Linked DNA regions of Homo sapiens: region 2 is linked to region 1. The links are chromatin contacts, found by Hi-C or POLR2A ChIA-PET in ENCODE. All regions are on one chromosome and are shown on one strand. Each heading gives the region's core, a stretch centred on a gene start or an enhancer-like site at or near the end of the contact. The rest is flanking DNA. Distances are from core to core; before and after follow the strand shown.

Region 1 (2,855 bases), core at 336-2,835:
GCCAGCTTAGCACTATCATACATCAATGAATTTCAATGTAGGCAAATTGCCGTAAATAGAATTGACATATTTGAAGTGGACAGATTAACGTTGGAGCAGGACTATGACATTTTCTGTCTTATGAGGTAGTCAGCTCTTTTGACTATTGTTTGAATCAGTGATTTAGAAAGGATTTCACCATTTCCTGTGACTTACTTTAATAATATGCGCTATGTGCATTCATTCTAATTAATGTAGATAATTAATAATTAATTATACTAATTACTAATTAATAATCCTTTCTTATTCAGAAGTTCATTTCCAGAAGGACCTAGTGGGCATTGAAAGTGGGCCAGATGAGTATTAAACTTGACCCACCCATGCTTTGGAGACTTTGATAAGTCTGTGCTTTAATTAAATGGTAAAGTTGGGGTTATGAAGCTCAGGTAATTAAAAATGTATTTTTACTTAAATTGGGATATATGGGAATTTAATGATCTATACAGGAAATTATGGAGTATACATAATATTTGGAACGTGATTCAAAATGCTTTAGCTCATAAAGTACTAATATGATTTCATGATAATCTCGAATATAGACTAGATAAATTCCTGTTTGAGATAAGATACAGGACAGTGCATTCTTAAGCAGGTCCACACTAGTTAGAAAGAATATGGCTGAAGAAATACATTTTCTATATGGCTGTTATAGGAAAGATTCTCCTATTCCTATTAAGAACATAGCAAAATTAACTCCAGATACATGGGCTCTGTTAATTAAAATTGATTAGTTATGGAAATGCAGCTTAACTAATACTGTTTAGTTAAAATCTGCTCCCGGGAACCTTCCTGCAATTCTTATCTCCTGCTCTTAGAGCCCCTCAGACCTCTGGGCCGATCCCCTCTGCACCAGCCCTGCCGTGAGGGCGGGAGAAGCAAAGGACCCCCAGCTCTCAGATCCACCCATCCTGCACTTAGAGCACTCCACCAACCATTTTCTCTGATTAGAACATGTTTTTGTCTTGCCCTCCATCCAGAGGTGCCCTCAGCTCCTGAGAGGGGGTTCCTGGCCAACAGCTAAGAGGGAAGGAGCTCTGCTGGCCTGGGTCCTCTGCCGGCTTCTGCTGCAATGCCAGTGACATGCAGAGGTCACCTGCGCCAGACACACCCCAGGTAACTCCTCAGGTTACTCCCCAGGAGCTACAGCATGTGCCAGCGCAGGAGCAGGCAGAGTCTGTGGCATTATACCCAGCTGGTGGGTGTAGATGATAGATGAGACAGACCAGTCACCACAGCCCACAGATGTAGAGAGACAGACCAGTCAGCCCCCATGCCGGCATATGTGGACTGGACAGACATCACCTCTGGCCAGCACATGCAGAAGAGACAGGTCGTAACCCCCAGCCGGCAGGTGCAGAAGGGACAGGTCATAATCCCAGCCAGCAGGTGCAGAAAGGATAGGCATCACCCCCGACCTGGCAGGTACAGAAGGGACAGGTCATAATCCCCAGCCAGCAGGTGCAGAAGGGACAGGTCATAATCCTTGTCTGGCAGGTACAGAAAGGACAGGTCATAATCCCTGGCTGGCAGGTGCAGAAGGGACAGGCGTCACCCCCACCAGCAGGTGCAGAGGTGCCGTTGCAGCAGTTGGATGTGAGGCCAAGAAGCAGAAGCTAAGGGAGGGGGTCTGGGGCATCCCTGGAGCTCAGAAGCCAAGGCCCGTGCCTGCCCCAGGGCTGGTGCCATACATAGTTCCAGGTACTGGGGACGGAGGGTAGCCGATGGGGCCCTGAGCAGGACGTGCCTCTTCTGGACTTGACCACAGAACCCAAGCATGGTAAGTGTGCCTTATGGATGCCATCAGGTTGGCGCAATTCCACAGGAAATGGACCATCAGCCCTTCCTTGGCCCTTGGACTCTCCTTCCCGCCCCCACTGTGGGGGAACACTGCCTGTTCCCTGTGCTCCTGGGGGAAGGGTCTGGGCTCTGGGGTCAACCCTGCTCATGCCAGGCCTGGGTGGAGGCAGCTCCGCGGTGTGCTCTCTTAGTGCTCCCCCCTGTGCTACCTCGCCTGTGCTTCCCCTGTTCCTCTCATGCTCTCCCCAGTGCTCCCTTTGTGTTTCCTCTATGCCCCCTTCTATGCTCCCTCCCATGCTCCCCTCCATTCTCTCCTCTTGTGCTCCCTTTTGTGCTTCCCTCCCCTTCTCGCTCCATGTTCCCCACCCTCCACACGTGGCTCCCTCTTTGCTCTGCAATCTGAGCTGTGAGGGCCCAGGTGCTGCTCAGCTGCCAGGCCCGTGGCCCTCCCATCCTTTTCCTAACCCTCCTCTACTCCTTCCTGGGAGCCCCCACACCAGTGCTGCCAGGGAGGCCTAGACAGCCATGCCCGCTGTCGCACTTTCATAGTGGGCCAGAAACACTCACAAAAATTTATACTTCCACCTTCCTGTGCTTCCTTGTTTTAATGAGAATGACGCACCATCATTCAAGGTTTAGTAAGCAGCGAAATACGTCTCAGCTGTGCGAGGCTCATGTAAATCACCTTTAAGAAGTGAATGAAAGTGTTACATGTGCATGACAACTAAAGCTTTGTGAGACAGCCAGAGCCTGTTTCCCCCATAAAGATGTTTACACCTGACATGTGTGTGAGAATAGTGCCAGGAAGTTGAGCTCCCTGCTGAGGGTGCGAAGGACAGGAAAAACAGAAACAGAGAAAAAGAAAAGGGGAGTCTGTGTGAGAGAGAATAGACTGAGGGCAGAAACCAAATCAGCTGCCTGGTATAAAAATGTGCTTTGAGATAAGATAAATTATGGGATTTCATGTTAGTCTATATTAGCGTACATGAGGGATAAAATCTACTTCGTTATTAACTGAT
Region 2 (2,930 bases), core at 251-2,750, 45 kb before region 1:
AGAAAAATGCACAATCCCTAACCGTGGGAGGGCATCATTATAAAGCTGAAGGCAGTGACCAGACGGAAAGCCTGTGATTCCACAGCGCCTGCAGTTTTTACTGCGGTTTATTTCCAGGTAATCCCCGCATATTTTCTCGGGTTTGATTACCATGGGCAACAGTGGGATAGCTATTCATATTACAAAGTACTTCAAGAAACGAACACCCACATTTTACATGAAATTTAATTTTCATATTTTGTAGTAAAAGCCCAGAAAGGTGCTACTTGAATGAAGATGCACCTGTCTCTACATAGAAATCTTTTTAACATCACAGTAGCGACGACCACAGTCCTAGTTTAGAATCATTATTATGACGATAGGAATTTGTAGCAGCCCTCAACCCGTGGCCTTCTGAACCGTCTCTCCACTGTCCTATAAGGGAGGGCTAACTGTATTCCTGGTCGCTCCTGGGACTGGGAGCTCCTGGGGAAGGAATCCTAAAGGAGTGGTTGTCAATGCATTTTCATTAACAGCCGCGCTTCTCGGCAGCCTCCTAGGGCTGGGGTGGCCACGTGCTCCCTTAAACTGTTTTCACAACTCGAGGCTGTGCTGTGGGTGGCAACTTGAAGGTTTCCAAGAACTTTTCGTTTTTCTTTGGGCCAACATTTCTGTTTTCTGTCAATCAATAGTTTAGTTATTTAAAAATAAGAAGGTGAAGAGGGAGTTATTTAGGGTGGGAACCAGAATAGACTTCAAAAAAGAAATCCGTATTACCCAGTTGGCGTCCCAGCGGTTCCCCGAATGGCCTAGAGCCCCCAGCACCTGCCGAGGCCGCGCCATGCACCTGGCTGGGCTCAAACTGGCCAACTCAGACCTGGCCTGGGCGCCCGAAGGCTGCAGGGGGGACGCTCCGGTCCGAGCCACCGCCTGGGCCCGAAAGAGCCGCTCCTGGGAAGCAATGCCGGGCCAATCTCAAATCCCAAATTCTGGAAAGCACTACTTCCCACGCAGTAAAGGGAAGCCCGGGCGCCTCAAAACCAAACCTTGGAAGACGCTGGAGGAGCAAAGCCTGCAAGTTTCCAGTAAGACACTGGGCTGGAGGGAGCAGAGCGGCCAGGGGGCGGGTGCCCACTGCGTCCCGGGGCTCCGGCGCCCACCCTCCGGCCAGCCGTCCCCGGAGACAGGGAAGGGGTCGCGGGGAGCGAGGGGGCGTGGAGGGAGGAGGGGCGGGGGGAGAAGGGCGCGAAGGAGAGGGAAGGGGGGCCGGAGGTGAAGGGGCGCTGAGGGGCCGCACTCACCCGCGCAGGTACCAGCAGGCAGCCCTGGCGTCCGCGGGAGGCGGCCGGGGGCGGGGGTCCCTCGGTGCCCATCGCCGCCCCTGCGGCTGGGTCCGCGCTCCGGGCCGGCCGAGCTCAACGCCAGGACCCCGTCCGAGCCTCCCAGGGCCCCGCCAGGCGCCGCGTCCGCGCCCGCGCCCCTCTGCCGGCTCCGGCTCGGGCTCCACCGGGGCGCAGGGCTGGGGAACCGGAGCTCCGCCCGCCGACCCGGAGCACCGCCCACGCAGACCCGCCCCGGGCGAGGGAGGGGCCGGGCGCGCACCCGCGGGGAGGGCGGCGAGCGGGGATCAGCCGAAGTCGGGAGAGGGGCGCTTCCACGGGGCGGGAAACTGGCGCGCGACTCTGGGGGAAGTGCAGGATGGGGGGACAGGGGCGCTCCCGCGGGGGTGGATGGGGGACCATAGCGGGGCTGGCGGGGCAGGGGCCGGCGCACGAGGCTGGAGGAGGGGAGCGCGCGCTTCTACCCGGGCTGGGTCGCCGAGGTCCGCGGCGCATCGTGGCGGCGGTGGGCGGAGGGGGGCGGGGGGCACCTCTTCTCCCTTGTGGCGCAGGTGGGCGCGCTCTGGACCGGCTTGACGACCCCTCCCCGCCGCCCCACCTCCCTGGCCAAAGGTTCTCAGCTTCTAATCAGGGACATTTCTAGTCCACAGCCTCGAAGCCATGGGTTCTCCCCGGCCCTCTGAAGCCGCCACACCTGTGCCAGCCGGCCGCGTCCTCAGACCTTTCCCCGCGGAGTCTTCCCAGCACTTGGAGACGCAGCGCAGGGCCCCGAGGACGGCCTGGCCCGGAGAAAAGATACCGAAGCTCCAACTTTCCCCAACCCCGCTCCCCTCCTCCTTCCACCCTCCCTTCCCGCCCCCAAAGCTCGGGGGTCCTATCCCTCCTCCGGTCCGCGGAGTCTCCCGAACCCTGCGGGGACCCGGCGCTCGGCGGTGCCCTCCTGGGGCGCACGGGGCTGGGGCGGGAGCGAGGAGACCAGGTGGGGAGGGGACCCCAGATCTCAGACGCCAGGGGAGACGGCGTTTCCCGCTGTTCATTCAGGTTTGTGCCAAAAGGAGCCTCACAGATGCAGTATTGGGTTTGGTAGACTCAAATCGTCTTGTTTTAATGTAAATGAAAGTAAGTTTAGGATAAATTCCAGTGCGGCGGGGGCAGGCAAGGCTACCCACATTTTTTAAAAAGAAGCCAGCCCGTATTTTTCTCCCTTTCCAAATCCTCCGCCCCCCAGTCCTTCGACCCAGGCACGAGCGCCCATCGCGGAGGCCACGATGCCCGTTTTATTCCCTCTCCACGGCAAGGAAAAGCAGCGAAATCTGAGGTCTTCAGAGGTTAACCCTATCTAGGAGCAGAATGTGACGCATTGTAAACAAATAAATATTGAAAACTCGATGTTAAACACTTTACTTTTTCTGACTCCGACTTGCTTGACCCCTGAGCAGACCTGGGTTTCGAACACAGACGCCCTTCCCCATTTCTCTATTCTCTGTATTCCTGTTTCACCTTCACGGCAGTCTGCCAGCACTTCTTAGCACTCAGTTTAACCAGAGGACAAGCTCTTGAATAGCAAAAACCAGGTCTTTTTATACGTGGCACAGTGGCTGTTACAAAATA

The links. Hi-C counts contacts between places; a loop is a spot of excess contacts on that map. ChIA-PET counts read pairs that join two places held with the same protein, here RNA polymerase II (POLR2A). Pooled maps may share reads with other maps.
Region 2: POLR2A ChIA-PET joins it to region 1 with 11 read pairs in A673. The contact joins the promoter of SNTG2 here to the promoter of LINC01939 in region 1. A Hi-C loop is called at or near these places in 1 of 37 single-sample maps with no recorded cell type and 1 of 50 pooled maps. POLR2A ChIA-PET finds 5 or more read pairs at or near these places in 3 of 52 experiments (A673 and WTC11).

Annotation. Positions count from the first base shown.
Region 1 is chr2:904,181-907,035 of GRCh38, reverse strand. It overlaps LINC01939 (long intergenic non-protein coding RNA 1939), which reads left to right and starts at 1,585. Exons shown (of 4, transcript NR_110179.1): 1 at 1,585-1,816.
Region 2 is chr2:949,419-952,348 of GRCh38, reverse strand. SNTG2 (syntrophin gamma 2) reads right to left here and starts at 1,500. Exons shown (of 17, transcript NM_018968.4): 1 at 1,281-1,500. The coding sequence starts at 1,352. SNTG2-AS1 (SNTG2 antisense RNA 1) reads left to right here and starts at 957. Exons shown (of 3, transcript NR_136151.1): 1 at 957-1,064; 2 at 1,963-2,438; 3 at 2,548-2,715. RefSeq lists a silencer at 1,462-1,591.